4 separate regions of the Mus musculus genome follow, and all the other regions are linked to region 4. A link is a loop called in an ENCODE intact Hi-C map of the cell type or tissue named here. Cell type or tissue: heart. All regions are shown on one strand. Links, peaks and the distances in the headings refer to the core of each region. The heading gives the core; the rest is flanking DNA.

The links. A loop is a pair of places that touch in the nucleus more often than their neighbours do. Peaks named below come from ENCODE experiments on the same cell type or tissue, not always from the same donor. Only the 100,000 strongest peaks of a DNase experiment are listed, where the experiment ranks them.
Region 1: a loop joins it to region 4, with 5 times the contacts of the local background. A loop is called at or near these places in 27 of 42 quality-filtered maps.
Region 2: a loop joins it to region 4, with 2.4 times the contacts of the local background. A loop is called at or near these places in 5 of 42 quality-filtered maps.
Region 3: a loop joins it to region 4, with 2.9 times the contacts of the local background. A loop is called at or near these places in 22 of 42 quality-filtered maps.

Annotation. Positions count from the first base shown.
Region 1 is chr14:66,869,111-66,877,036 of GRCm38, forward strand. The region is part of intron 1 of Dpysl2 (dihydropyrimidinase-like 2); the gene reads right to left. It overlaps Gm5464 (predicted gene 5464), which reads left to right. Exons shown (of 1, transcript NR_157372.1): 1 at 1-1,895. Among named protein-coding and RNA genes, the nearest start is that of Gm5464, 4.2 kb to the left of the region's middle. In heart, for the core only: a CTCF peak has its summit at 4,447 (motif pointing left); DNase peaks (open chromatin) are centred at 3,741 and 4,451; H3K27ac peaks cover 1,396 bases.
Region 2 is chr14:67,004,744-67,012,669 of GRCm38, forward strand. Bnip3l (BCL2/adenovirus E1B interacting protein 3-like) reads right to left here and starts at 4,134. Exons shown (of 6, transcript NM_009761.3): 1 at 3,945-4,134. The coding sequence starts at 4,041. In heart, for the core only: no CTCF peak of the experiment used is centred there; DNase peaks (open chromatin) are centred at 2,998, 3,838 and 4,198; H3K4me3 peaks cover 2,513 bases; H3K27ac peaks cover 2,345 bases.
Region 3 is chr14:66,948,605-66,956,530 of GRCm38, forward strand. No RefSeq gene overlaps it. Among named protein-coding and RNA genes, the nearest start is that of Gm24258, 18 kb to the right of the region's middle. In heart, for the core only: a CTCF peak has its summit at 4,712 (motif pointing left); no DNase peak of the experiment used is centred there.
Region 4 is chr14:66,808,113-66,816,038 of GRCm38, forward strand. Dpysl2 (dihydropyrimidinase-like 2) reads right to left here. Exons shown (of 14, transcript NM_001378767.1): 9 at 7,319-7,475; 10 at 6,843-6,984; 11 at 5,014-5,184. Among named protein-coding and RNA genes, the nearest start is that of Gm5464, 57 kb to the right of the region's middle. In heart, for the core only: a CTCF peak has its summit at 3,047 (motif pointing right); DNase peaks (open chromatin) are centred at 1,399, 3,049 and 3,639; H3K27ac peaks cover 989 bases.

The DNA of each region.
Region 1 (7,926 bases), core at 1,953-6,952, 62 kb after region 4:
GCGAGCGCGCGACTGCACCGCGGCTTCCCCCGCCCTGCTCATCAAGCGCGGCCTCCGCCCTGCAGCGGCTGCTGCGGCAGGAGACTGCCGGCTGGAGGGACGAGGACAGCATCCGGGAAAGTCTTGGGCTACCGGGCACCGGACGCCCCGCCCCAAAACTGTTTTTTTTTTTTTTGTGACTGCTGGCTACCAAGAAGAAGAGATGGAGGCCAGCGCCTGTGGGGCAAAAGGGCCCGGTCTAGCGCCCTGGCCGCCCTCCTGGCTAGCACTCCAAGACTCTCTCCTTTGTGTAGTTGTGGCGCTTGCAGATCTAAGGAGGAAAAGCTGTTGTAGTTCATTTCCTGAAGCCCGAAGCAACGAAATGGGTTATGAAGGAGCAATAACAAGAGATAGGAGAGGTTATATCCCACAGAAAGAGGAAACTGAGTCATGGAGAAACAGAACCTCTAGTCACTAAGGGTGTACCAGGCCTCCCCTAATGATCCTAGTGGTAAAATAGACCTGAAAGCCTTTGACTGTCAAACCAGGCTAAAGATCTAACAGTGCGGTAGACAGAAGGAAGGTTCTCTAGGCAGATGACAGAACTTCTGCTAAGGCATGGCTTTGACCTTCTCACCTTGAGATCAGAGAATGCGTGTAGTCACTGCTTAATCTAGGTCATCGGGTGCCCTTTCGGTAAGGAAGTCATCTGTCTAACTGATTCACACCTGCTGAGCAAGAATTAGCCAGATAAAGACAGAATCGTTCTGAGGCTCTATATTTCCCAGTTTGTTGTTTGTTTGTTTGTTTGTTTGTTGTCTGCACCTGGCCACACGATAGGGGTCTTCTGCCTTTCTATTCTCAAAGGAGGTGTAAAATTCACCCTTTCAACCCCTGCCTTAAAAATCTACAGTCCCTGAGGGAGGGTTATGAGGCAGTCTTCACTTTTAAGTTCTGATTTAAGCTGTGCATCTTGAAAACAGAAGCCAGTCCCTATGTCCTGTTCCAACTGGATAATGTGCACTAGCTGGGCTAGCTGGTACCTAAATACTGGTGTCAGCCATTAGGTAGGCGCTGTAGTCCCAGCACTCGGGATGCAGAGAAAGAAGGATCAAGATCCACCTAGACAGTATCATAGATAGGTAGGTAGGTAGGTTGGTAGGTAGATAGATGATGGAAGGATGGATGAATGGATACATACATACATACATACATACATACATACATACAGAGATTGGATCAAGATCCACCTAGACAGTATCATAGGTAGGTTGGTAGGTAGATAGATGATGGAAGGATGGATGAATGCATGGATACATACATACATACATACATACATACATACATACATGCATAGATTGGATCAAGATCCACCTAGACAGTATTATAGGTAGGTAGGTAGGTAGGTAGGTAGATAGATAGATAGATAGATAGATAGATAGATAGATAGATAGATAGATAGATGGATAGAAGATAGAAAGATAGGTGGATCGATGAAAATAAAGCAAAACTTTCCAGGAAAGCCCACTGTAAGGTTCAGCTAGCAGTCAGCAGGAGGAGGGCCCTATTAAATCACAGGGGAAATAACTACTTGTTAGGCAAGGTTAATGAGATTCACATTAATTTAAACAAAATAGCCTCTAGTTACATTGTTTGTTTTTGTTGCACTTTCCTGCACTTGATCTTAATGGATTTAGATTCATCTTGTTATTTACCAATTTGCTGTGAAATATTTTGTTTGGTTCTATCTATCCATCTCATTAGTGTCAAGCTCCTCCCTATAGCCAGACACGCAAGGTTCTTAACCCATGATAATTGACATTTCTGCCCATAAATGTCCAGAGACAGAAGGTTAAAACTGATTTATCTGCTCTGGCTGGAGCTTAAGAGAGTATTTGGCACATAGAAGGCCCAGGAAAAAAAAAAACAAACTTTAATTAATGAAGGAAAATACTTGTAGTTGCATATCTTAGTGAACTTTCTGCTCAATTCAGTGCAGGAACATAAAAAGGGATGAGAAAGAAGCATCTAGACTGACCGATCGGTTACCATGAACTGTAACTGTTAACTCTCTGTAAAGACACTCAATGGAAAATTCCTAGGAAATCATTATCTGGGAATAGGATATTGGTGCCAGTCTCCAAGACTTCTGGGTGTTTAAAAGTTAAATGCTTGACAACAAGGATGAATCTATCTATTCTGCATTCACAGTCTCTTCCAGAGCCCACCTCCCTACAATTCCTCACCCAACACCAACCAGGAAAGGGCAAGCATTGGTGTCCCTGTGAGACAGTCCTTATGGTAGTAACACCCCAAGCATCTGGCGCAGTCTTGGGGAATAAACTGAAGGGGGAGTTGAGACTGACTTCAGCCGCCCCCTGGACTCCCAGACAGTCCCCATGCTCAGCAGATATACAGAGCTTCAAAGCAAACCTCTTCTTGCAGAGAAGAAAAAGACACCTCCCAATAGTAGTGTTTGCCTACGTGCTCAGAGCCCAGTGGCCTTTAGCTGGGCCTGTTGGCATAGGCTTGTACCTGCAGCTACTCAGGACGCCGAGGCAGGAGAAACACAAGATTCACTGCTGGTCTGTCCAGCTTTCCATGACCGTATCTCAAAATAAAGAAGTAGAAAAGCACATTGTGCTTTCTTTCCTTTCACTTCTGGTTTTTGTTTGGTTGGGATTTTTTTTGTGTTTTGTTTTGTTTTGTTCAGATAAAATAGATGCTGTGCAGCATGCAGCCTGATCTCATAGTACGTGTTAATGATTGGTACATAAATAAATAGGCTTTGTCGCTTCGTTGTTACGGGGAAAAAAACAAAAGGCTTTTCCACATCACCACCATGCCAAAAACCACACCAGACTCAGTTTATTTTGGGCACAGTCACTGTGGTGGGTCTTGGTTCCAGCCACACAGCTCCCTACCCCCACCCCCTGGTCCTTGGAACTTCAGTGGAATTTTGTTCGCAAAGCTTGTTCTTGTGAGAAGAGGGGACAAGGAACAAAGCTGCCTACAGTTTATGTTGTTTCTCCTAACTGCTAGGAGCCTCATTAATCTTGAAATGAACCTCAGAATCATACAAGGAGCCCCTAGGAAAATATCCCCATGACTATATTTTCTAAAGTTATATTTTGAGTAGATTGGACAGAGAAAGGCTCTAACTCAGGGCCTTGTGCTTGCTGGGCAAGCATCTCTTGTGTAGGCACGCCCTCATCCTCTGAAGTTGTTCCTTCCTCTCCATCATTCTTCATCCTTCCTCCCTAATCCATACCTTTGTCCTATGTGCCTCCTATACTGTGTGGTGCAACTCAGCCCCGAGCCTGGCGGGAGGGTAGATCTCTTTTCTTTCTTTCTTTCTTTCTTTCTTTCTTTCTTTCTTTCTTTCTTTCTTTCTTTCTTTCTTTGTACTCACAGTGCTAAGAACTTGTGACAGAGTCTTGCTGACAGCTCACCCTTGTAAAGAGTGCAGCAGGAGAGCTTTATGTTTTGAAAAGATGGCTTGTGGAGATGAATGGAGTAGAGATAACACCCACCCTGGCTTTATAAGGTGCTTATGCCAGGAAGTGGGGTGGTGAGCTGAAGGCTGTCAATCTGATGCTCCAGGGTGACTAGCTAGCTGCTCTCAGTTCCTCAGTAGTTTGCCCAATACAGTATCTGTCCAGACCCAGCCCTCCAAGGTTCTTAGTTTCATTTTCCTTCCATGTGGAAAGCTGAAGTGACCATTTCTGCTTCTGAGGCGCTGCGGAAGCCCAACATTGAGAATATCACAGGGAAGGGACACTCGGAAACAAAATGCTGACGGGAAGATCGGAATCTAGATGTGGCCAAGAAGAAAACCGCAACACCCCCCTGAGCCATTGCGGCCAGTTACCCAGAGCTGCAGCCTCCGTCCGATGTGGTCTGCAGAGGTTAGGATGACACAGCGGCCAAGAGAAGGAGCAGGGATCCTGGGTTGCCAAAACCAAAAGGCTCTGACCAGGGTGCTGGGCTGCAGATGGGTGCAGGCAAGGATGACTGCTTTTCTGACTATGAAACCCCAAAGGGCCCAGATTGCCAAAGGACAGCTAAGCAGACATACATGAGACCAGACCAGCTACCACCTTCCATGGGTGCATCTTTTGGGTGTGGCTCAGTGAGGATCATCAGAACAGTCATAGACTACTTTTACCAGAACTGGGCCATATGAACTACCCGCCCCCTTTGGGCTCTGAAAGGGTCCTGAAGATCCCCTGACTACATGAGGCCAAGACGGGTATTGGGACACAAAGGAAATCAGGGTATTCCACAGAAGCAAACAGAATCGAGCTTTCTCTTCCAGCCTCCAGTTGGCACAGACACCACCCAAAGGATCTCAGGATTACACACACTGCACCCTGGTATGTGTGAATACAGAATGTCCTTGAGGTCTCTGTCCCTGATGGAGACACCCAGACCTAGCTGGCCTTCCTGTCTCAGGTCTTCCCCCTGGTGGCCAATGAAGAGTATGCACATAGTTCACTCCTTTATCCTGGAGCATTGGGGTTTCACACTGGGAGAGGGCTTTTAAGTCCCAGTGATATGAGCCAGTCTGCCCACCAATTATCTGACCCTGCCTCCACCCTCAGGGCCTGAATCTTCCACAGCTGAGTTCAGCAAGATTATTTTCCTCTGTGCACTGAGCCACAGGACCAAACCTTCTATTTCTGAAAGTGGAAACCAAGAAACTGAGCTAGCAGGAAGCTTTCACCCCTACTGAGAACTTCCTCTCCTCTCCAAAGTGCAGTGTGGCCTGCTCTTTCATTCTACAAAAGAGGGCTAAACATCACTGCTAGCTTTCCGCTTCTCTGGCTTTCAATATCAATCCAATCGGATGCAATGTCACTGTGCAGCTAATAAGGTAGGAACCAGCATCTATGGAGAACAGACTGACACCGTCAGTCATGGTGCTGAGACCTTGAACACATAATCCATGTGCAGGTCTGGCTCAGTGGGAGAGTTGGCTCCCAAAATGCAACGTCCTGAATTTGACCCCCAACAAAGTTCAAATTCAATACCAAAAAAAAAAAAAAAAAAAACAATACAAATCTTTCATCTTTCCCCAAGCCCTACCAGGGCTTCCCATCCTATCATATAGATGGAGAAAGTGAAGCCCAAAGAGGCCTCAAATAAAGCACAGCTTCTTGCTGGAGCAAGAGAAATATTCAAATCCAAGAACCCCTTAGTTCAGCAAGCCTGTTGTCTTCATGATAAAGCACTTGATTTGGAGAACTCAGGCTCTGCCTTGTATGGGAGCAAGGTTTGGCTGATCTACCTGACATCTCTGTCTTCACTGATTTCTATCCTTGACCCCCCACTCCAAAACACTTTCCCTTATCCCCCAAATCCATCCCTTTCTTGTCTTATTTCTCCCTGCCCCCAACTAAAACCAGTTTCTCCGGGCAGCCTTGGACTTCCGGTCATGAGAACCAGCACAGATGGATACCAACGTTTAAATGAAACAGTGCTTAGTGTTTCTCCCCACTGGAAGGATAACGTTCACCTCATAGGCCTGTGGAGGTCTAGATGCACAGTGAGTATATCTATCAATACATTCAGGGCACAATGGACAAAAACAGATGGCGAAATCCCCCACTGGCCCAACATTCTTAAATCTTCACTATTCATCAGAATTACAGAATTACCAGAGTCTGGCCTACGTTTGCATGCAAGACAGCAGAGCCACTGCAGGAGTTGTTGCCTCTGACCTTCAGTCTTAGCAAACTGGCCCCACAGCAACACTTCATAAAGCAACCCTGACAGAGTGTGTCCATGTCTGAGAGCAAACCTCTCCTGGAGTGAGAGTCTGTCTCCCACTCCCTTTCTAATCAGGGAGCGACACTTTGCCAACAGAGATCTTGCAGCAAGGGAGACATGCTGCACCTGCTGTGCCCCCAACCAAGTCACCTCTCACCCCATGTGGCTGGGGAGCCCTATGACATGGCTAGAGTGATTGAGTTTTTTTTTTTTTTTAGGTTTATTTCACCCAAATTAAACTGATTTTCATGTAAGTACCCACCTGAAGCATGTACCAATCACTCCTATGCTAAAGTCATAAAACCTGAGGTCTGCTTGTTATAGCAGCAAAATTCTGGCTACACTGACTGCTATCACTGTGACGGTTTGTTATGCTCCTCCCAGGGAGTGGCACTATTAGAAGGTGTAGCCCTGCTCGAGTGGCTGTGTCACTGTGAACGTGGGCTTTAAGACCCTCATCCTAGCTGCCTAGAAGCCAGTATTCCACTAGCAGCCTTCAGGTGAATATGTAGAACTCTCAGCTCTGCCTGCACCATGCCTGCTTGGATGCTGCCATGTTCCTGCCTTGATGATAATGGACTGAAGCTCTGAACCTGTAAGCCAGTCCTAATGAAATGTAAGAGTTACCTTGGTCATGGTGTCTGTTCAGAGCAGTAAAACCCTAACTAAGGCAATCACAATGTCGAGATCTTTAAATCCATATGAAATCCGTACATACACATTCTGTCTCCTCCCCTTCTTCCTGAAGGCCTTCTCCTTCCAGCCCCTCCTGCCTTCATTCTCATGGCCTCAGTGACTTGGACTGACCATTCTCAAAGCTGTCTGAGCCCTTGTTTCCTCACTCTGTCACCAAGAGTGAAAGAATCCCTTCTTCTTTCCCAGGTGAACTTCATGGTCCAACGTTTGCACAGCACCCTTCTGTTCCTCGGCCTGATAGATGTCCTTGATTCTGTCACCCTGCCCCCATCTCTCAAGAGCTAACAGAACTTGACCATCTTTGTGGCTCATGCTGAGGCTTGGCCTTGGGGAATTCACTACCTAACAAGGCCAGTGCTCAGCAAGAAAGTAATATGGCCTGGAGAGTACCAAGTTCCTGGGATGGAATCACATGTACCTACTCTTTCTCCCTTGCCCCCATTTGGCCTTTTAGAGACGGGATTTCACCATTAGAGCTCAGCTTGCCTTGAACTCTTGGTCCTTCTGCCTTGGCCACTCGAGTGCTGGGATTACAGATGAGTATCACTCCAGAGCAGAGTTCTCGTCTCCCCTCCAATCAGGTAGGAAGAGGTTGTTCAACTGAGGATTATTCCAGAATTTGTATTTGCTCCCATTCCTTCTCCCTTCTAGATCGCAGCCTCTTCCTCGCTACTTTTTATTTCCTTGAACTTGGGGACATGCTCCAGCCCTCTCACCAGCCTGGGCTCTGCGTCCTCAGCAGTGATTGCCCTGTCGTTGCCCTTTGTTCTTGGCCCTACTCTAGCAAGGTGGAGTCTATTCCTATTAGCTTCTCAAGCCATGTCAACTGGCTTCTTCCCCTGCTCCGTTGAAAGAGGTCTATCATAGAGTGAGCAACTGGTCAACCTTAGGACTACTTTGTAGACTTTACCCTAAGGGAACCTGGCTGAGACACTTAACTGTTGTCTTTACCTACTTTCTTTCAACAATAATTAGCTTTTTATTTGTTTGTTTGTTTGGTTGGTTGGTTTTATTTTTTCAAGACGAGAGTTTCTCTGTGTAACCCTAGCTGTCTTGGAACTCACTCTATAGACCAACTTGGCCTCAAACTCGCAGAGATCCTCCTGCCTCTGCCTCCCAAGTGCTGGGATTACAGGTGTCCTCTACCACTGTCTGGCAACTGCTAGGTTTTTATTGTCCATGCATATAACTAAATAAATAACAGTAAGTTACAGTGTGTTATTATATATTATGATCCTCCATTTTTAAAACTCAATAAACTTGATTTTAGAGCATTTAAATTCACAGGGGAAAAAAAAGCAGAAAGTAACAAGTGTCCCATATATCCTCCCCACAGGTACACAGTTTCTCTTCCTATTAATAATGTAATAAATGTGTTACCACCAGGGATCCTATAGAGATATAATTTGAGGCAAAGTCTTATTCTAAGACTAGGCTGACCTGGAATTTATTCTGTAGTTCAAACTAGCCTCAAACCAG
Region 2 (7,926 bases), core at 1,688-6,687, 200 kb after region 4:
TGGACCTCACTCATTAAGTGATCTAGGTTACCTTAGCCATGATCTGAACTCATTTACAGTCTCAGGTTCCAATGTGCCACCTCTGCCAATCCTCACAAACTCCCCTTATACTTGGAAAGGAAACAAGGCAAAGATTTCATGTAATCCAAAAAATACAGAGGAAACCACCTCCGAGGCAGTTCTCTTCCTAACAAGAAAGCTTTAAAGAGCGAGCTGAAGCAGTTATTGTTAAAGGACTGTTTACATGTTGAAAGCTGTTCTTTTGTGCTAGTTTGTACAAAGACATGGAGGCTCATTTTCTAATTGAAGTCTTCTGGAATGGCTAGGGAAAGGCATTACAGGTTCTGGCCAGTAACTCATCATCACACTACTGAAGCTTGCAGCCCCTAAGCTTCTCACCAACAATTAAATCCTCTTACACATCACAGGAAACATTCTCATTTTCTCCCAACTTTTTAAGGCCTCACAAATCACTTGCACTCAGGGGTCCTGAGAGCCTCTCTGCCTGTCTGTTTCAGGTCCTAGATGCTGGGATCTCAGATAAGCTCAAAACAGTCCCTGGCACTCTTCTGTGCCAGAAGAGTGGACACTACACATTAGTGACTGACAAAGGCATCATATGTGCCCTAGCCTGAACCTTTCCCCAGGGCAGATAGCAAGAAAAGGCTGTAATTCCAATTACACCAGAGTTATGATACCACTCTGATCTTCCTTATGCCATTCCTGCAGTCTCCTATGTGTCTTACCTTGAGAAACTTGATAGTTTTGTTAATTATAAAAGTAACTACTGGAAACATCCTTTTGGGTATTTGTCTTCCAACAGTTCCTATAGTGGTAACAGAATCAGAGAAAGGTTTCACTGTCTGAAATATATCAATAATTTGGGCTGGAGAGATGGCTCAGCTGTTAAGAGCATGCACTGCTCTTACAGAGGAACAGAGTTGCAGGGCGTGGTGGCGCACGCCTTTAATCCCAGCACTCGGGAGGCAGAGGCAGGCGAATTTCTGAGTTGGAGGACAGCCTGGTCTACAAAGTGAGTTCCAGGACAGCCAGGGCTACACAGAGAAACCCTGTCTTGAAAAACAAAACAAAAAAACAAAACCAAAGGAACAGACAGAGTTCAATTTCCAGGACCCATATCTGTTTGTATTCCAGATTCCAAGGATCTAACGTCATCTTCTGGATGCTATGGGTACCTGCACTCAAGTGGACATACCACAACATAGGTACGTGTACACACACACACACACACACACACACCCCTAAAATAGTCCTTAAGAAATTTTAATAATTTGCTATTAACACTCTGCTGTGGGGCTAGAGAAATGGCTCAACAATTAAGAGCAGTATCTGCTCTTCCAGAGGACCTGGGTTGGATTCCCAGCATGACTTGGAGGCGCACAACCATCTGTACTTCTGTTCCAGGAGATTTGATGTCCTCTTCTGGCCTCATAGGCACCAGGTATGCACATGGTGCACATACATATATGCAGGCACACCCATACACATTAAAACGGACAGACAAACCCTCTGCCATGATCCTTGAACTAAAGATAAAAATCCCAAGCCAGAGATAATCTGTATGTGTTTCAGCTGCTGTTTTCCACAGTTGTGGAACTGCGGCCAGCAAAGTGCTTAGAGTTATCAGCAATTAGGATGGTTTTAGATGTCTGAGTAAGTTGTTTTGCTCATCCAAAAAAAAAAAAAAAAAAAATCACTTGGAAGAATCAATAAAGTTTGTTTTGTTCAATCCAGGGTTGTGTACTAAACTTTAAAAAGCAAACAAAGGCCAGGCAGTGGTGGCACACCCCTTTAATCCTAGCACTTGGGAGGCAGAGGCAGGCAGATCTCTCTGCCTCTGCCTCTGCCTCCCAAGTGCTGAGGTCAGCTTGGTCTACAGAGTGAGTTCCAGGACCGCCAGGGCTACACAGAGAAACCTTGTCTCGAAAAAAAAAACAAAACAAAACAAAACAACAACAACAACAACAAAGCAAGCAAAGTAAGAGGCAAGGACAATAATTAAACCTGGCACCATCGAGCTTTCAGTAACTTTTAAAAGTACAGCTTAATTAGCCCAAGTACAATACTTTTTATCTAGCAGATTTCCCAAAGTAACATCTGGTATCATCTATAGGCTGGAGGGTCTCCAAGAGCCATTGAGAAAACTAAGGAAGAAGCTGGCTGGTCCATGACAAACACCTCCCAGGTCTGTGAGACTTAGGAATAAACAAACATAGCTCAACCCTTTTCAGTTCTGTTGTTAATAAAGAATCCAAGAAAAATGAAAATCCCTTTGAATTTTCCAGACATCTAAGCAGTAAGAAGACGCTGAGCACAACTAACTCATAAAGGCCCAGGCGGAAGATACTCATATATAAGCATGCCAAAAACAAGGGAAGGCTCCCGAAAGCACCCATGGGCCTCAAAAAAGAGCCACAGCTTCTGGAAATAACATGAAGCATGTATTTCTTTAGTCTTTTCATTTCCAAAAATGTATGCTAAAGATGGGTAAAAATTTTAAATTCTGAATTATGTGATTATGAGTAAAATTTAAGGACACACTTGACTAGATCTTTGTAAAAGCCGGCATTTTAGAGAAGTTATCAAATATTGCTTATCAAAATATGGGGCAGGGACAGAGTCTTAAAATTCCTGAATTCTTTGTTCCTTATTTTTTGGTTTTGTTGTTTTCTGACACAAAGTTTTATTCTGGGGACCACGCTTACTACACTTCCCTAGTGCTTGAATGACAGGCAAGTGGCACCACACCTGGCTAAAATACCCAAACGCTCCTGCCACTATCCTCTAGACTCAGTAACAGCTCTTCCCTAAACCGTTCTGGCCACCCTGGAAGCCATCCCTCTTATGAAAGACACTGCCTGACCTTTAAGCATACAAATGGCTTTTAAAGAACTTCATCTGGCCCTGTGACAACTACCACCACCCACTACCTCTTTCATTAAGACATGAAATCCAAACAGAAAGGTTGGGCAAGAAGGTCCGGCGATCTCACAACAACAGCGGACACTCTGGGGACAAGATGTCTGTTTGACTGCAACTGGATCCTGACCATCAACTTTCAATTGCTAGTACCTGTGGCCTGCGTCTGTTGTGTTGTTTACTGTATTTCCTGAAGTTCACTGCAGATTTGGCTGAAATGGACGTGATCCTAGGGCATGTGCTGGGCACCCAATCCATTTAACATAAGAAACAGCACTTGAAAAGTTACTAGTATGGTGGCTGCCGCCTGTCACCCAAGAACTTGGGAAAGTGGAAAGTAGGAGGGATCAGGTCACTCAGCAACACAACGAGTGAGGCCAGCCTGGGCTACATGAGAAGCTCTCTCAAAAAAAAAAAAAAAGAAAGAAAAAGAAAAGAAAAAGCAGTAAAATATGAATTCAAGGTTAACAGCAACAAAAAACTCACTTGAGAAACTTGGGAATTTTCAGACTAAAAAAAAAAAAAAAGATAAATGTCAGGGGCGGAGCAAGCACCCTGCACGAAACTCCGATGACCCCCTGGACCGGCGTGTGGTAGGAGGCGAGCTCCGCAAGCACACCTGCGCGGCCGCACGTCCACCCGCCACGCCCGACCGGTCGCGTCCATCCCCCGGTGTCCCCGCCGCACGTCCCATGCTCCCCCTCCGCTGGCCAGCCTCCGCTTGCCACCCCGAGTTGCGTGCGCCTCCGGCTCCCGACGCCCACCGCGACCCTAAACCTCGGCGCCCAAGGCGCAGGCCGCGAGCCAGCGCCGAGCGCCTGCTCCTAACCGGAGCGCGCCGCTGTCAGTCATACGCACAATCTCGGTCCCAACCAATGAGCTGTCGTCTGCTCCCGCCCACTCCCCCACCACCACCACCAACCCCCCCCCCCCGCCCGCACGGCGGCGGCCGAGCGGCTCCTCCTCCCCCATCCCTCCGCTGAGCCCGGCGGCCCCGTGCTCACTGTTGAGGCCAGCGGGCGGCGGCAGGGGCTGCTCCCCTTCCTCGCAGTTGTTGTTGTTGTTGTGCAAGGGCGGCGGCGGCTCGACTAAGTGAGACATGGTCTGGAGACTGGAAGCGGCACGGCCGCAGGACGACAGTATCCGGCTCTCGAGCAGCAACACAACAAGTCGAGTTCCCCCGCCCCCTTTTCTGCGTCTGCGCAGTCCCTCCCTTCGTGACGTCAGGGCCCTCCCGGACCATGTGATGACAACACAGGCAGCTGGACGGCGGGGTCGGAGCCCAGGATAGGGGGCGTGACCAGGCCGGGCTGGGCGGGGCATTCGCGAGCTGCTCGGGACGTGCGGGTGCGGAAGTCGAGCTGATACGGGCGCCAGGAAAGAATTCCTGCGAGTCAGTCGCAATAGCCGGAAGGGCTGAGCTAGGAAGTTGGCATTGGATTGAGATTAGGGAGGAGTGTGCAGCCCGGAAGCGCGCGGGGCCTGAATGGAACCCCTCCCACGCCTGCAGTATCCACTTAAGAACTCACCCGTGGCTTTAAAGAAGCAGAAAACCCCAGTTCCTCCCCTTAGTGAAACATCCATTTGTGCCTCCCACAGAATACCGTGGGAGGTACCTTGGAGCTAATCACCTTGTTGGAATTTATAACATTTTAATTGCAAAGGTAACATGTAATCACGGTTTAAAAAAAAAATCAATGGCTGGGCGTGGCGCACACTTGTTATTTCAGCTCTTTCTAAGACTGAGGCAGGAGGATTTCGAGTTCCCTGCAGCCTACGCTATCGAGCGACCCATTGCCTTCAAAAACAAATTAAAAGGGAAAAGAAAATACAGATTTACCCAAACCCTGGTTGTTATCTATCTCTGTAAATGCCCTACCTCCTGTACGCTGGTTGCTGACTCTGTTAATGTTCCTAAATACTCCTACGTCGTATCTTTGTCAAGTTTCCTTGACCCGATTTTTGTATAATGTTTTTCTCAATATTGTACTTGCCTTTTAACTTTGCTTTAATTGCAGTTGTTGAATTTTCATGTAATTGTCTTTTTTAAAAATATGGTCTGAGATACCCAAACACGGAAATACTAAATCTAGGACCAGCCAGTGAGATGGTTCTGCCGGTAAAGGCGCTTGCTGAGTAAACCTGCAGACTGAGTTCATTGCCCGGAGCTCCCGGTAGATGGGAAGAAAGCTAACAAAGTTGCCTTCTGACCTCCACCAATGCACCGTGGCATATGCCCTCCCCCTCTAAATCATAAATACAGGCACACACAATAAGTCTTTGTCACTTTGAATTGACATCCAAAAACATGATCTGGAGGGATAGCTTGGGGGGTTAAGCACACTGGCTGCTCTTGCAAAGGACTCAGGTTTGGTTCAAAACACCCACATGACAGCTCGTTCACAGGGCACTCAATGCTGTCTTCCGGCATCTGAGGGCATGAGAAACCCGCATGGTACACAGACATACGTGCAGGCAAACATCCACATGCATTTATAAAACCCCAATTCTCTGGTGAGATGACTCCGGTTAAAGGCTGGGCTGCAGCCCAGAGTTATATACTGAGTTCAATCTCTGGGGCTCACATAGTACAAGGAGAGAACCTACCCCACAAACTGTCCTTGGACCTCCACATGTACACAGTGCCATACACACATAAATAGTGATAAAAATCATCTCTTAGGCCTCCCACATACAGTGTTATATTTATAAAGGCATAATGCAGGTATAAAAACATTCCTCTGGGTCTTCTCATTTTATGTCTAAGTACTTCATGTACCTGAGACTGACTTAACATATAGTGCAAAGTAGGCAAAATAGACCACTCATCTTATTCTCTGACCTCCACAGGCATGCCTCCTCTCAAATACGTAAATAGAAAATTAAAGCAAAAAGACAGATTTTTCAAAAGATCCAACTAGGAATGAAAAGAAACACGCCTCATATTGAGAATGTACTCTTTGGAGCATACTCTGTAAGAATCTTATATCCAGACTAGAAACACTGGGAGCAGGCAAACAAACTGGGTCACATTGTTCTGTTTCTTTCAGACTCTGTATGAACCTTTTATTTGCGTGTATGTGTGTGCATGGGTGGATGCATGTGTACAATCTCCATGACTTGCACCCCCCAAGGCAAGAAGATTGACTGGATTCCTCTGGAACTGGGATCACAGATGGCTATGATACACCATGTAGGTGCCACAGGAGATCCTGAGCCATGGCTCTGGCCCCACCCGAACCTTTTTGATAGTGTGGCTTGCAGTCTAGGCTGGCCTGGGACCCTGCATTGCTTGAGCATGACTTTGGATTCCTCACCCTTTCCTTGTTTCGAGGCTGTTGTGATTACAGGTGTGCACCACCACACCCAACCTAGGTCACCATTTCCTTTCTTTCTTAAATGGATAAAAGTGAAAAGCCAGTTTTTGTTCAATTAGAGATGTGAAAACATGGCTGATAGCCGGGCGGTGGTGGCACCCACCTTTAATCCCAGCACTCAGGAGGCAGAGGCAGGCGGACTTCTGAGTTTGAGGCCAGCTTGGTCTACAAAGTGAGTTCCAGAACAGCTAGGGCTAGAGAAACCCTGTCTCAAATAAACAAACAAACAAACAAAAATACCACCCCCCCCCCAAAAAAAAGAAAGAAGATGGTTGATATAATCATGATTCAAGGTTTTGTTATTTTGGAAATAATTTTTAAAAAATATTTATTTATTATTATACATAAGTACACTGTAGCTGTCTTCAGACACCAGAGGAGGGCATCAGATCTCATTACGGGTGATTGTGAGCCAACATGTGGTTGCTGAGATTTGAACTCAGGACCTTTGGAAGAGCAGCCAGTGCTCTTACCCACTGAGCCATCTGGTCAGCCCTTGGAACGCATTTTTGTCATCATGTCCCAGATCTGTAATGTCCCTATCCCATAAGGTACTAATTCTGGCTGTAGGGCTGTACACTAATAGTTTTTACACTGAGACTGGGATGATTATTAATTTCTACTTGCAAAATAAAAACAAAAATCAAAACCAGGAACTGGCTATGGAAAATCCACACAAGTGTGGCTATGTAGACAAGAAAATCCTCTTTATAGATAATACTTGAAAGTCACCCACCAGCACACACTTGGAAGACAGAGAAGCAAGAACGTCAGTTCAAGACTACCCTTTGAGCTGGGCGGTGGTGGCACACACCTTTAATCTCAGCACTTGGGAGGCAGAGGCAGGTGGATTTCTGAGTTCGAGGCCAGCCTGGTCTACAAAATGAGTTGCAGGACAGCCAGGGCTATACAGAGAAATCCTGTCTCGAAAAACCAAAAAAAAAAAAAAGAAAGAAAAAAAAAAAAAAGACTACCCTTTATCTCAAAACAAAATCCTCAACATGGGAATCAGGGGGAAATAGGAAGGCATTACGCTTACATAGGATGAACCCAGTTCCTCTAGAAAAACAGGCCTAAGGACGTTTGAGTGAACATTCTCTCGCCTTAAGCGCTTTTTAACTGTCCAGAGAATCGTATTTACACACCTTGCTGTTAACTCTGCACAAGTGTGCGTGAAGTCTTTGGTCTTGTAACAAGGTTTATCAGATCTGCCTTTGCAAGGGAAGAATGGTAAGTAAGTCCTTTCTCAGAGAGCCTGGTGCATTCAAACAGGCGTTGGATGTCTATCACGGGTCTCAAACAGTCCCCTAGTGGGAACTCGCTCAAACCGGTTGCTGGTCCTATTTCTAAATATTTTTATGCCAGTTAAACTTCCTGCTTGAAGGATTCTTTGTAGAATTCAAAGTTTTTGGTTGTCTATGTGACAAGCAAGGTGTTATGAAGGGCCATTTTATGTTAACTTCCAATCATTAACCTGGATACAAGCACACTTTAAAATCACTGTTTACTTGGCCTGGTTTGGGTTTTAATGGCATACCTGTCTATACAATCCACAAACAGTTCACAGAGGCTGGTCAAGATGTAACTACTGCCCCCTGGTGGGAAACTA
Region 3 (7,926 bases), core at 1,768-6,767, 140 kb after region 4:
ACTTTTGGGATAGCATTGGAAATGTAATTGAGGAAAATACGTAATTAAAAAAAAGCAAAACATAGTGGGTCAACAGACAGGGATCTGGCTGCTGTTCACAGTACCAAGCAAGAAGGTGCCCCCCACTGCCATGCGGTGTAGCCAGGAGGTAGGCTGGGAGGCAGAAGGGACACACGGAGAGGCAGACAGGCATGCAGCAGGCTTGGCACTTGCTTATGAGTGGCTAGGCTGGAAGAATGGTGCCCTCAAATGTAAGAGTCCCATAAAGGAAGTGTCAGGCATGGCTGGTGTGTATGGGAAGGGCACGCTCCCAAGGGTGTTCTTTATTATCTGATGGCAGCTGGCTCACACAGGGAGGGCATCAAGGACTCAGGCGAGTTGTCAGAGCATGAGAAGTTTTAAAAGTCTGCTTTCTACAGGGGCTCAGTGTCTGACAAGCATACATGGCCAGTGATGGATGCCGAGCCTTCCTGAACTGCCAAGATGCTGAATCTTTCCAGAGCTCCACCAGGAGAGACTGGGGAGGCCCCAGACTCCAGCTCTGCCTGGAACCAAGCTCCTAGATTCAGTGAGACTCAGTTTCTACTTCCTGATTGTGTGGGCAGCTTAGACATGCTAAAGGCCTTCGTGACACAAGCCAGGGGTGGAGGCCTAAGCCTGTAACACCAGCAGGCAGTGGCCTGAGGCAGGAGAATAGAGTTTGAGGAGGACCCGGGCAAGATCTTGCCTCAAAAATAAAAATAAAAATGAGGAGCTGGCAATGTCAGCTGAGGGTCATCAGGCAAGGGCAGTGCCCCCCCCCCCCAAGGCTGCTTGCCAGAGCTTGATTCCCTAGAACCCACAGGGCAGAAGGGGAGCTGACTCTCAAAAGTTGTCCTCTGGCCTCCACAAACATTCACGGCTCCTTTCCTCATACAAAATGAATAAACAAATAAATGTTAAAAATAAGAAGAAAAAGAAAAGGAAGGGAGGGAGGGAGGGAGGGAGGGAGGAAGGAAGGAAGGAAGGAAGGAAGGAAGGAAGGAAGGAAGGAAGGAAGGAAGGAAGGAAGGAAGGAAGGAAACCAAAATGGTGGTTGCAATACTTACTGGCTTCAGCAGTTTTCCACAAGGAGGTGGACTCTGCCAGCCTAAGGCCCGTCTGTCTGAGTGACAAGAGGCCAGTGCTCATGTCTCACTCGGCCACCTCTGCAAGCTGGAATGATTTACCTCAGCAGTTCCATTTTTCAAGGAATAATAGTAATAAATAGTACCTGCCCCACCTACTGGAGACCACATGATGCCGACTGGAAGGCACTCACGTGTTCCACAGAAACCGTAAGTGTGGTGAATGCCTCCACTTCTAGAAGCTTCTCCTAGCCTTCATTTCTCTCTGGGCGGCATTAGCACTTTCACAGGCTTGGAATACAGGATTTAATAAATCTTATCTGACTTTTGAGGGGCCAGGAGCCCCCAGCTGTCACCTGGGCTGCACGTCTTATGAAGAGTGGCAGATGGCAAACGTGCGTGGGAGCAGCTGCGAGACGTCACACGTCACTAGGGAGGCACAGATGGAAGCCACCGCAGGGACCAGGGTACACACACCTCTTAGAATGGCTGACATCCAAGGTTCTGACGGTCACAAGCAAGGGTGGGGCGGCAGGAGCTCTCTCCTCTGCTGCTCGCTTTGAGGAAGACTGGCCTGAAGACAGCTCTGCAGCTCTGTACAAAACTAAACAGTCCGACCCAGCACGACTCAGGAGTCACACTCAGATACATCTGCTAGAAACCATGTCCACACACAAAGCTGCACACAGATGCTTACAGGGGGTGTATTTATTTCACTAAAAAGGGGAAGTGAACGGACAAACCCTACAATGTCTGAGTCTATTATCACAGGGACTGTCCAGAAGGGCAAAACCTTGGAACAATAAACCATCAGGGCGTGGCACGGCCTTGAGGTGAGATGTAGGCACGGCAGGTGCACTGGAGGGGTTTTTAGGGCAGGGAAACAACTCTGTATGACACTGTAATGATGAACAATTGTTGTCACACATCTGTCAAGACCCAGCAAACCGGCATAGCGCAGCACGGACCTAATGTAAAACTATGAAGCTCAAATGATGGTGCGCCGATATTGGCCCATAAGTGGAAAACAATGTACACTATTAAGGCGAGATGTTACCAACAGGCCAGACATAGGGGTGTTTGCCCAGATTCCCAACCTCTGGGGAGTCAGGAAGATCAGTGGTGTTCAGAAGTTCAAGTCTAGCCTTGGCAACACAGTGAGACCCTGTTCTGTTCATGAAAAACAAGGCTGGCAAGAAGACTCAGCTGGTAAGGGTGCTGTCACTTTGCCTGATGTCCTGAGTTTGAGCTCTAGAACCCATAAAGCGAAAGGAGAGGCGCATTCTCGCTCAGACTCAGTGTATGCGCATGCGCGCACCATGCCCGGAAGCTAACTTTCTGATGTCAGGTTTCTCCTACCGTGGGTCCTAGGGAGGCTTGGGTCTGGCCACGGTGCTTTGCCGGTTGGGCACATCACTGGACTGCCTTCCTAGCGTTTACAAGGATTTGTTGGCAGTTTCCTTTGCAGCGCCTCACATGTGTCTTTGCTTTGCATGCTGGATTCTGAACCCTGGTAGGTCGTGGAGAGGCTCTCTGGTCTGGGCTCTAAATGCCACCGTTTGGGCGTCCACTCTTTGTCTAGTTCGGGAAGTTGCCGCTCTGACTTTACTGAGCAGACTCTGCCTCCTGGTTTTAGCACAGCTCCTGTAGGCTGGTCTGTCTCTGATCGCTTCATCACAGCTCAGCTTCTTTTCGGATGCTGACACTTGAACTCCGAATTTCCTCAACTCCATCCACCATTTTTTTTTTTTTTTTAAATAAAATGTTCAAATCTCTTTTTTAAAAAAAGATTTATTTATTTATTTTATGAGGATGAGTACACTGTAGCTGTCTTCAGACAAACCAGAAGAGGGCACCAGATCCCATTGCAGATGGTTGTGAGCGACCATGTGGTTGCTGGGAATTGAACACAGGACCTCTGGAAGAGCAATCAGTGCTCTTAAACGCTGAGCCGTCTCTCCAGCCCTCCATTCTCCATCTTAACGTTCTTTCTTCTGCTTGGTTCAGGATGTTCGTCTACCACGAGTGACTGTGTTGGTTTGTTTTGTTTTTTTGGTTTTTTTCCCCCTTCAAAATTTTCATTTCCAACACTTCTGTTTTGTTTTCAGACTCTAATGTTCTTTGTTGAATTTTCCTGCCATGCTGCTAACTAGTGCATACATACTGACTCTCTCGTCCATTTGCTGACATTTCCTTCCATGAGCCTGACCGTCTTCTCTGGGTCCTGGATTCAGCCCACCTGTTGTCTGTATCCTCTGGAGTCACTGGTCAGTCTTACAAGTAAACGTCTGAAACCTGTGTCTCTTGCCTACCTTGGTGGCTTTGAATTCAGTGACTGGAGAGTTGGGCTCTTTTGAAGGGTCATGTTACCTGGCTTTTCCACACGCTTCTGTCCTGTGACTTTGTTAGTGGGACCTCTCTTCCAGCTTTTTTGGGGAATCTTCCTGTGAGCAGTCTAGTCTAGAGGGCTGAATCCCCAACGCTGCTCAGAGCAAAGAAAGAAAACTATTGTAACAAGGATCTCAAACCCTGCAACATACAGAATGACTGAAAAGCAGTTAGAGCCCCAAGCAGGACCAAAACTGATCTAAGCCTGGAAATGTCTAACGCAATGCAGAATGAGCTGTCAGGTTAGAAAGTTAGAGCAAATGCGGGGACAGTCAATGAGAGGAAGGAAAGACGTAGAAAGAAGGAAGGACAACAGGAGAGCAAGTTAAAGAGGGAAGAGAGAAACGAAGCAGAGCAGAATGCTTTGAAGAGCAAGAACGAGGAGTAAGAGATGATAAAAACAGATTAGCATAAGATCTCCCAGTAATTAGAAAGCTTAAAAAACAAAATCACACCCATGTAAGAAGAGGAATAAAAATTTTAAATGCTAGATTTTAAAAAAAAATGAAACTAATAAGATAAGTCAAAACAGCTGTGGCGGGCGGGGGGGGGGGAGCTAAGATTCTATTCTGCACATAGTTTTCTGTGCAGTTATAACTGTGTGAGAGGGAGAAACTGCCCGTAAGTATTGCAGCAGGGGACTCAAATAAACTTTTTTGAGAATTGGGAGTGGGGTAAAAAATTTGTCCAGTAACAAGAAAAAACTGCATGAGGGCTGGAGAGATGGCACAATGGTTGAGACCATTTCCTGCTCTTCCAGAGGACTTGGGTTTAATTCTCAACATGGCAGCTCACAACCATCTATAACTCCAAATGTCCTCTTCTGGCCTCCACAGCCAATGGGCATGGATGTGGTACACAGACATAAGTGCAAGCAAAACACTTACACACATAAAATAAAATTTTTAAAAAAGGGAATCTTTTTTTTAACTTGGAAAAGAAAAGTGAATTGACAAGATTGAGCTATAAAAGGGCATAAAGAATAAAACCACGTATTAATTGTTTTGACACAATAAAGTAAAAATACTACTAAAAACAGTTAAAAATAAAATGGGAGAAGAGGAAAGAAGAAACTAGCGAGGAGCATCAGCCCAACTGTGCACTTTGCCCTTTCTGCAGTCATTGCCTCTACTGAGCCACTACCCTGCAGATCTGATGGCTCCCGGAGTCGCCTCCTCTTTATGGCTTGCCTTCTTTGTACACTGGGGGCCTCTGCTGGCCACACGTAGCTTTGCAGTGTGGGAGCTGAGCAGGTGTCTGTGCTCCAGGACAGCCTGACTGTAAGCAGCCCCTGGGGTAGTTCATGTTCTAGCTGTGGGGTGTATCCTGAGTATACACTCCAGTGGGAGAGCAACCACAGCGCTGAGATATGTTCAAGCCGAGACCCCGTCCTCATGGCTCACAACTCGCCAAGTACAGATCTCCCTGGGCCGAGGTCAGCGGTAGGTATAGAGTATTATACCTATATAGGTTGTATAGGTAGGTATAGAGTATAGGTGACTCTGGGAGTTGACCTACCTGCTAACCTCTGGCTGAGGGTTGTCAAGTCAAGAGTTTTCTCTGCTGATGGCCACTGCTTGCTAAGCTCTTCTCTGTGCCTCCTGCCCCTGTGCGTCTCAGCCTAGTTTCTTTTCAGTGTTACCTGTGTCTTCCTGTTTGTGTACACTCCCCCCCCTTTGCCGGGTGTATGTGTGCACTCACATTCGCGTATGTATGTGCATGCATATTTGTGTGTGACTTCATGTGATATGTCACAGTGCACGTGTGAGGATCACTTACCAGCTTGGGGTTGGTTCATACTTTCCACACTGTGTGATACACAGTGCTTGCTCGCTGGTGCCTAGCTGGCCCACACACTTCCAGGGATTCCCTTGTGGCTGCCTACCATCTTGCCTTGGGAGTTCTTCAATTACAGAAGCACTGTGGTGTCCTGCTTTGTGTGGGTACCGGGATCCAAACTCAAGTCTTCACACTTGCACAGAAAGTGATTAACCCACTGAGCCATCTCCCTAGCTAGATGCCGTTGGTCTCATGCCAATTCTTTGCCTCACCCAGCTTCCATGGAGACTCTTCTTCATATATGTGTGTGTGTATATATATATTCTTTTATTAGATATTTTCCTTATTTACATTTCAAATGTTATCCCCTTTCCAGGTCTCCCTTCTGGAAACCCCCTATCCCATCCCTCCTCCCCTGCCTCTATGAGGGTGCTCCCTCACCCACCCACTCCCACCTTCCTGCCCTGGCATTCCTCTACACTGGGGCATCCAACTCCCTCAGACCTAGGGCTGCTCCTCCCACTGATGTCCAACAAGGCCATCCTCTGCCACATATGTAGCCAGAGCCATGGGTACCTCCATGTGTTGGTTGGTGGTCCAGTCCCCAGGAGCTCCAGGGGATCTGGCAGATTGACACTGTTGCTCCCTGCATGGGGCTGTAAATCCCCCAACCCCTGCACCTAGCTCCTTCAGTCCCTTCTCCAACTCCTCTATCGGTCCAATGGTTGGCTGCGAGCATCCACCCCTGTATGTCAGGCTCTGGCAGAGACTCTCGGGAGACAGCCATATCAGGCTCCCATCAGCAAGCACTTCCCGGCATCCACAATAGCATAATAGTGTCTGGGTTTGGTGACTGAATATGGGATGGACCCCCAGGATGTAGAGAAAGTGGAACACTCCTCCATTGCTGGAGGGATTGCAAGCTGGTACAACCACTCTGGAAATCAGTCTGGTGGTTCCTCAGATAATTGGACATAGTATTACCGGAGGATCCAGCAATACCTCTCCTGGGCATATACCCAGAAGATGCTCCAACTTGTAATAAGGACACATGCTCCACTATGTTCATAGCAGTCATATTTATAATAGAAGCTGGAAACAACCCAGATATCCCTCAACAGAGGAATGGATACAGAAAATGTGATACATTTACACAATGGAGTACTACTCAGCTATTAAAAACATTGACTTCATGAAATTCGAAGGCAAATGGATAGAACTTGAAAATATCATCCTGAGTGAGGTAACCCAATCACAAAAGAACACACATGGTATGCACTCACTGATAACTGGACATTTGCCCAAAAGTTCAGAATATCCAAGTTTCAATTCACAGACCACATGAAGCCCAAGAAGAAGGAAGACCAAAGTGTGGATGCTTCAGTCCTTCTTAGAAGGGGGAACAAAATACTCACAGGAGGAAATATGGAGACAAAGTATGGAACAGAGCTGAAGGACAGGCCATCCAGAGACTGGAGACTCTTCTTAACAGCACTTATGAAAGTCTTGCTCTAGAGGACCTATCGGTGAGGCTACTTGTCCATGGACAACAGGCTAACCTGCAGAGCCTGACTGCTCTCTGTGATAAAGCAATTTACTGCCCTCTTAACATAAGCAAGGGCCTTTTCCCCTACACATCCTCGCCAGCAGGAGGAGCAAGAGCACCCCACTGTTTTATTCTTACTCACTGGATTACTGGCTCAGTAGCTTCTCTTGGACGTTTACTGCAGTAGAAAATAACAGTTTCGTCTCCCTTCAATGCTATCCTTACTTATCCTTATCTTTTCTCAGGATTGGTCTCTGTTTACATTTTAGGCAGCTTTGTTCTTCCCTAGTCTGTGTGCTTCGGACTATATAAGTGCACTGGCTACTGTTTTGCCCTTGAGCAGAGGTTTTGATATGTAACAACTGTCGTGACTTTATTTCTAAGTAATTCAATTTTAAGTCCCCCTGCCCCGTCAATTGGTAGGAGCTTTTATTTCATATTCATTTGTTGCTTTATATACTTGTTACTTTAAACAACTCAAAAGTATACACTAATAAAAAAATCAAGACAATCTCTCATTCGTGTGGCTAAATATAAAAATTTCATGTTTACCTCCAACTCTTTTTACAAGAAGCAAACACTACGAATTCTTATAGGCTTGTTCATAAATTACTCTGGACATTGTCATTATTATTCGTTGTTACTTGCTGTTATTTGGTTGTGATCATCCTGCATTTTTAGAATTGAGATTTTCTTTGATATCTGGTGATCAATTTCTTTTTTAAAAAAAGATTTATTTTTATTTATGTGTATGTATGCGTGTGCATACGGAGGGGTGCCCAAGGCCAGAGAGGGCATCAGATCCCCTGGAATGGGAGTTACAGATGACAGGCACAGTGGGCGTGCTGGGGAATATACTAACCCTGGTCTTCTGGAAGAGAACCTGTGTCCCAACCACTGAGAGATCTCCATGGCCCCAGGAGGTATAGTTTTAAAAATAGATTTTTAAAAAACTTGTAATTTTAATCTTGAATTCTATTTTTGTCCGGTCTGAACAATATTTCCTTAAAAGATCCTTTTCATACAATTTAAATTTTTTATATTTATTTCTTTGCCACGCTGGGGAAACCCCAAAGCTGTGCCCACGTAGTTAAGAACTCTTCGTCT
Region 4 (7,926 bases), core at 1,084-6,083:
AACCCCAGAGAAGAAGGCTGTCTGTCCTTGCTGGCCACCCCAGGGACCCATGCTTTCTCTGCCTAGAATCTGAACTCATCTCATCCACAACTCCAAATCTGAGAGGGCAATAGCTGAAGAAAATAACAATAGTGTGTGTGTGTGTGTGTGTGTGTGTGTGTGTGTGTGTGTGTGTGTGTGTGTGTAAATGCTTTACAAATAAAAAGAAAATCATTCTGGGTGGGTCTTGTGAGGCAGACCTATACACCCGGAATTCTGGGGCAGTAAGATCTCAGGTCAAGACCCTGTCTGAGCTAGAGTGTGTTCAAGGCCAGCCTGGGCGATTTAGTGGAGCGAAGATGTAGCTCAGAGTGGAGATGTGAATCTCAGTGGTAGAACTTAGTGGCTGAACTCTTAGAATGCACAGGGCCCTGGATTCAATCCACAATTCTATAAAAAAAAAAAAAAAAAAAAAGAAGGGAAAAGAGAAACACTAATGGGGTGGGGTGGGGTTGTCTTCCCATTTCCACCAACTCTCCCCTGTGCAGATTGAACTCCCAAGGCTCGCCTCTGAACAAGGTCCAAACTAAATTGCAAAACGAGGCCGTTTTCTCACGGACTTAAGCATCCTGTGGTTAAACCAAACGTCCCCAACTGCGTGGACTGGTGGCACATAAAAGACAACAAGCCCATGACAGGATTGAGGTTTAGTTTCCTAAACGACCCACCCTTGTTTGGGGGCTCATGTCACAGAGAGTGAAAACAGGCAATTTGGCACACCCTCACGGGAAACAGGTGGTTTGCCTGCCAGTGCGTTTGTCTGTCAGTCGGAAGCGACAGAAAACAAGAGGCTTTCTGACACAGAAAGCTCTGTAAGTCAGAGTGGTGTCCTTAATTCTGGCTCAGCTCAGGCTGAACGCCTACAGCTCTCTCCACATGACTGCCTTTCAGGAACAAATGGCTAACAAATGGGTAACATGTGGCACAGAGCATGGGCTTCTGGGAAAACACAGGCCAATGGAGGGGGAAAAACTAGGGCAGTGGTTCTCAACCTGTGGGTCAAGACCCCTTTGGGGGATAGGATGACCCTTTCACAGGGGTAACCTAGGACTATCAGAAAAAAAAAACAGATTTTAAATTATGACTCATAACAGTAGCAAAATTACAGCTGTGAAGCAGCAACCAAAATAATTTGATGGTTGGGGAAGTCACCGCAACATGAGGAATTGTATCAAAGAGTCCCAGCATTAGGAACATTGGGAATCACTGCCCTTGAGGCTCTGTGAGAGGGCAGAGCCACACCAACAACCGGGTCACAGGTCATCTCTGCTCTCTGGAGCGGCGGCTGGGGGAGGGAGGGACAGAGAAAGGGCAGAGCAGCATGCATTCCCATGTGGAAAAGGAGCACTGCCCGGGAAGTGCAAGGACTGCTGCCAGCACAGCTCAGAGACTCCACAGAGAAACAGGGAGGTTGCCGTAAACAGAAGTAGAGAGATGTGGCTACACGCAAGCGGCTCCTCACGAGAATCCTAAGATGCTGGGGGCCATCATGTCTCACATCTGCCACTGACCAGAGCTGACTGTGTAAACATAATAGCCAGAGGGAGCCAGATTCTCCAGGGAGTACCCAAGGGATGCAGCCACCCACCTCTGAGGTATCCCACACAGCCTTTTCAGCTCAAGGCTGTGAGGCCCGCCCAGGCAATGGGAATTTAAACCTAAAGCCTGTATGGGCGCCAGTTTCCAGTTCAGAGTCTCAAGAGAGACCTTCGCCCCCATGGCCATTTTTTGGAGGGTCTTTCGAGACAGGGTTTCTCTACGTAGCCCTGGCTACCCTTGAACTCACTCTGTAGACCAGGCTGGCCTCGAACTCAGAAATATTGAAGCAGAGGCATAGTGGGATCTTTCACACGACCTCCCCAAGGACAGATCTTCATCTCCCTGATCCCATACGAAGAACATGCCAGCTCTGCCTTTATTTTTTTTTCCCAGTCCCCAACTAAAGACCTCATCTCAGGTGTTGTCCTTCATCACGTACCGCACGATTGGATTTGTCTTGGACATGGCAAAAGATGGGCACTGAATAACAGTGGACCGTGTCACTTAAAGCCTGCCTGAGTACTTACGGTTCCTCAGTAAGACACATGTGGTGTGGCACCGACACAAAAAGAACCTTTGGTGAGGGGATCCAGTCTCCTCTGAAATGACCTTGGAAAGGGGTGAGCATCCTCTAAGATAAAGGCGAAGCCTACCTCTTCCCTATCACTTCATCACTAACAATTCATCTCCAAACACAGCCTTGACCTTGGTCCCTTTCATCCCAGGCCTGCCATCCATCAGTGAAGTGACTTTACATACTTCTCTGACGTCCCTAACATCAGAAAGGATACAGGTCACAAAAGCACCCAGTCCCCTGTCCACCGCTGGCTGATCCCTGCATTTTGCATGAGCACTGACCCCTGGTACCCAAGGCCTTGGATAACACACAAACTGGGGCTAGTGACCTAGGAGGGAGCTGGTGGTAAGGCTTTTAGACCGATGTCCCCCTCTCCCTTAAAATACAGAGGGAAGCAGCACCATGACTCTAAGTCGGTGGTTCTCAACCTTCCTAAGGCTGTGACACTTAATACACTGACTCATGTTGTGCTGACCCCAACTGTAAAACTATTTTCATTGCTGCATCCCAACTGTAATTTTGCTAGTTATGAATTGTAATGTAAGCATCTTATATGTAGCATAGCAGATATGCAACCCCTGTCAAGGAGTCGAAATTCACAGATTGAACACCTCTGCTCTAAGTGATTTAAAGATGCTCAAAGATGTGATATCAGAGCTCCTGCCGTTTGCTGAGGTGGGAGGTTGCAACCACCACAAAGCACGGACATTTCAACTTCACCCGCATGCGTTTCCAAAAATTACAGAGCAAGTTGGAATCCTGGAAAATCCTAAGGGAGGATTAGCAATCGGGTTGTGGATTCGGTTGTTCCACACTGAAGACAGAACCTAGAATCTTGTTTGTACTTCACCAGATGGGCAGTGTCACACAGGCATGCTTAACGCCAGCCCCGACAGCAGGGGGAGACAATGAGGTGTTTGGCAGGGCTGCGCGGGATACTGCCCGGAACAGAGTGAGATAAAAATGCGATGTGATCATATTTCCTCAGATTACATCTAACATCCTATGCCAACATTATGAAAATGTAGAAGAAGGCTTTTGATACTTTTATAGTTGCGTTTGTAAGCTGTATAAATCCCCAGAAATTTATTTTTTAGGAATTTAGAGAATTTAATGTAAACTTATGCTATATTCCCTTTCCTGTCTGTAAAAAACAGTACATAACTGTGGAATTTTTGCGTTTATTTCCTTTCTTTATGCTAGGATTTTTTCTTGTTGATTCTTGTACAGTTTTCTGAATTTCTCTGTTTCTCTGTCTTCAGGGTGATGATACCCAATGCCAACCATTTGATTTTCTGTTTGTCTTGCCATGGAAGAAATAAATAAAAACTGCCATATTTTACCCCCTCCCCCCAGAAAAATGTCATGTGAGCAGCAACTGTCTTCCCAAACCTTCACTCTCCCCTGCTCTCTCGTCCATCCAGGCAGGGAGGTCCCAATGCCACCTAGCAGCCCGGTCACCTGTGTGTTTGATGAGCCATGGCAGCCCTTTTGGGGAGGGGACACTACAGAAGAGGGACAGGACTTTCCCCACCCCACCCTGCACATGCATACGCAGTCTGGGAGGGAAGAATGTTGAAAAATTAAGGCTTCTAATTCTGGCTCGACCGCAAGATCACTATGTAACGTTAGACGGGTCACTTAAGCTCTCTGCACCTCGAGGTTATTTATCTTCTCACTTAGGATAATCACACCGGACCCTTTAGTGAGAAGGTCAGATTAAGAGGAGGATTATGAAATAATAGGCATACGCACAGAAAGGTCAGTCCTGAGGGCGCCACTGAGGAGCCCAAGATGGATGGTACAAATTTAAGCCGGCTTGGCACTAAGGCTCTGCTGAACCGGCAGGGCAAAACCAGTTATAAATATGGAGTCCAGCCATCTCCCTCCCCACGAAGTACCCACCATGAAGGCGCCCACAGGTACCAAAGAAGCTGGCACTGAACCCAGCATACCCCACCCAAAACCTTCTGTCCAAGAGAGAGGATTTTAGATTGTCAGGATTTTAGGTTGGGAGGAGCTGCGGGTGTCTGATAGCTCTGGGCTCACTGAATCTATAAACTAGCAGAACACGTGAATCCCTGGTTCTCAGTTGAAACGCCAGCATGCTAACCGACTAACAGATACTAACATCTGCAAGCTCTGTGACCACAAGCTTCCCCAAATTCTGTAGTTCCTAAACTGTGACCTATTAACCTGGGTTATTTCTTCTTCCTTTAGGACAAGAAGCATAGCGGTCAATCACTCCTGAGAGAGGACTGACAGGAAATGGCAGTGCCCAATGCCGCCTCGGGAACAGACACTGGCTGCTCTAGCTGGATCCCTTGCAGTAAACACACCACACAAACCACGACAACACAGTGTTGACTGACTTCTAGAAGCTTCTGAGGACCTAAAATCACTCTGGGCCAGTGGCTCTCAACCTTCTTAGTGCTGTGACCCTTTAATATGTTGTGGTGACCCCCAGCCATAAAATTATTTTCATTGCTACTTCATAACTGTAGTTTTGCGACTGTTATGAATCATAATTAAATATCTGACATGCAGGATATTTGATATGTGACTCCTGTCAAAGGGTCATTCAACCCTCAAAGGGGTCACAACCCAAGGGCTAAAAAACCTCTGCTCTAGGGACCCTAAAGGTGTAAGGACAGCGGCTATTGCCTCTGAAATGTGCCCAAGAGTCTTAGTCTTGTGGATCTCAATAAAGAAAGTGATAGGGCCAGTCTGGCCCTTGGGACACTGCAAGTTAGCAATACATCCTGGGGAAACTTTACTCCTATCCGATTGAGGTTTCCTGAACCCCTGTCTCTTGTTGCCTGCAGCACACATGTCTACTCAAGACAGGCAAGCCTTACACTGTTGTGTGTCTTGGCAGAGATGGTCTTCACACTGTCAGGGTCCCAGATGACCAAGTCAGCATCAGATCCCACCGAGATGCGACCTTTCCGGGGGTAAAGGTTGAAGACTTTGGCTGCGTTGGTGCTGGTCACAGCCACAAACTGATTCTCATCCATCTTCCCAGTGACCTGCAGGACAGAGCATGTACACACACATGGAGAGGGTACAGAGCATGTACACACACATGGAGAGGGTACAGAGCATGTACACACACACATGGAGAGGGTACAGAGTACACACACACACACATGGAGAGGGTACAGAGCATGTACACACACACACATGGATAGGGTACAGAGTACACACACACACAAGGATAGGGTACAGAGTACACACACACACACACACACACACACACACACGGATAGGGTACAGAGTACACACACACATACATGGATAGGGTCAGAAAGCTGAAGGTATGTTGGCATGCAATTCATCCTGGGATTTCCCTTTCAATAAAGTTCCCAACAGGTCTGGGCTTCTAGTCAGTAAGTCTCAACCCAGCATCTGGCTTTCCAAGGTAAGGGCCAATCATTTCCTGAAATCTTTCCATTCTAAACACAGGAGACCAAGGATATGAGTGTGCACTACGAGGAAGAAAAAAATTAAATGGCCAAAAAAGCATATTAAAAAATTCAACCCAATCAGCAACCAAAGAAATTGAATGTCAAATAACAAAGACAAAATTCACCAACTCAATAGTGTTTTGGGGGTTCTACTCCTAAAACCCAGCGAGAAGTGTCATGCATTGTGTCAGATGTAATCTTTGCATTATGTTAACAATATAAATTCAGTCTTTAATAGATTCCCCTTGGCCTGCCCAAGTTACTTCCAGAAACTTCTCCTACAAACATAATTAAAGATATACCCAAGGATATGTCTCTACGGATATGCATCTCAGTTAAAAGAAAAATTAGGAGCATCACAAATGTCCAGTCAAAGAATTAGAGACAAATTACTGTTGGTGTTAGGAGGAAACAAGGTTTTCCATGGGTGTGGTGGCCACGCCTTTAATCCCAGCACTGGGAAGGCGGCGGCAGATGGATCTCTGTGAGTTCGAGGTCAGCCTAATCTACATTGCCAGTTTCAGGCCAACCCAGGCCACACAGAGACACCCTGTCTCCAGGGGTTGGGGGGCGGAGATAAAAATAAGTCTTTTGTTCCTCCTGTGGATTTAAGAACGCTGCATGAGATGTTAGGAATTGTTTTTGACAGGCTGTGACACTGTGTGTGATGCTAATGTCACCAGCAGGCTGACCTGCTGTGCACACAAAGTGCTGGCAAAGCCCGAGGATACTCCCCACTCACTGTAGCTTTCCTCTGAAACAAGGTGATGTTCACTCACAAGATGTAAGAGTTCACTAAGAATCAGGAAACCCACTGATTTACTGTTACTAAATACTGTTACTGTATTGTCAAACATCAGAAGGAAAAAAGCTTCCAAATCCCCAAGATCAGTATCTGTCCAAAACAGGTTGAGCAGAAGCCCACGGTGGGTCTGAATACCAAGCCTTGATGTCCTCAGCCACACTCTCAAGGAACCGGAGTTGAGGACTCTTGACTGAGAAGGTCAGCAGGGGACTGAGGAAGCCATTTCCTCCTTGATGCAGGAATATTTAGAAGGAAATGTGCTTTTAGGGAATCTCATCTTGGATTTCCATTCAGGAGAAATATCATCTTCCAAGTTCTAGTTTCTAGAATGTTCTCAACTGGCCAACGTTAGCCCCACACCCACAGCGACAGGGGCATGCATGGGCCAGCCACGAGGAAGGCCATCAGTCCTTACCACAGCTTTATCCCAAATGACAGACATCCGCTCCTCAGTGCCGTTGGTGCCCTCGGGAATCAAGGTGAAGTTGTCCTTCCCCACAGCCTTCTGGGCAGTGTTGAAGGTGCAGTGGGCACTGCCAGTGACTTGGAGGTCTCCACTGGAAGGAAACACATGACATGAGGCTTCCTTGCTGAGCAGCCTACCTCCATCTGTCTGGTGAGACATTTCACAGATGACGTCTTGCCCACCATCCTGGCGCTCACTCAGACCCTTCCTTCAGCTGACTGGTCAGAATGGCCCAGGTTAATATCAGGAAGTCCCACCCAAGATGGCGACAGATTGATTCCTTGTTCTCACTTAGCGACCCTAACTTCGGCCAATAAAGGTCTGTTTTTAAGCCTGTTCTCAGCCACCACCGTGCCGTCACCTACGGACTCATTTTGCTCTGAGTTGCTCTAGCGTGTGGATGTGAGTGAGTCAGCGGTACTCACCAGGACAGCAACGAGTTGAGAAAGTCTGGAGTGGTTGGGTCGGGGCTCAAGGGTGGGGAGGTGACAAAGGCCGCAGCCTTGGCCCAGTTCTTGCTCCAGTAATGAGAGCCATCAGTCCCCAGGCTGGCCGTGATGGGCTCACCATACACCACAGTTCCTGAAAAAGAGCACAGATGGCTCAGTCTGACACACTAAGAACAAGAGACCACTCTTAGCAGGCATTGCTATATGCTCGGCACTGTAGATTGCCCTCAGCACTCCCTTCTTGGGGTACAGCCTCATCTCACAGGTGACAACACCGAAGGCCGAAGTCCAGAACCCTAGGCAGCCAAGTGTGTACTAAGATGCCCTGTTCTGTGGACTTCGCCCTCTTTCCTGAGGCAATCCTAAACACAATACATGTTATTTATCATGTCTAATTCTAGATAGGGAACAGAAATCATAAATAAAGTCACAGAGCCAAGGTATCAGAGAGCAGTGCCAGAATCTTCCAGAGATGCCCAGATGCCTAAATTGACCTCAATGGCATCCGTCAGAGTGACAGCTGACTCATGAGAACCTGTGCTTAGGCCACTGGAGTTTCAGGATCTCTAGAAGCTCAGGATGAC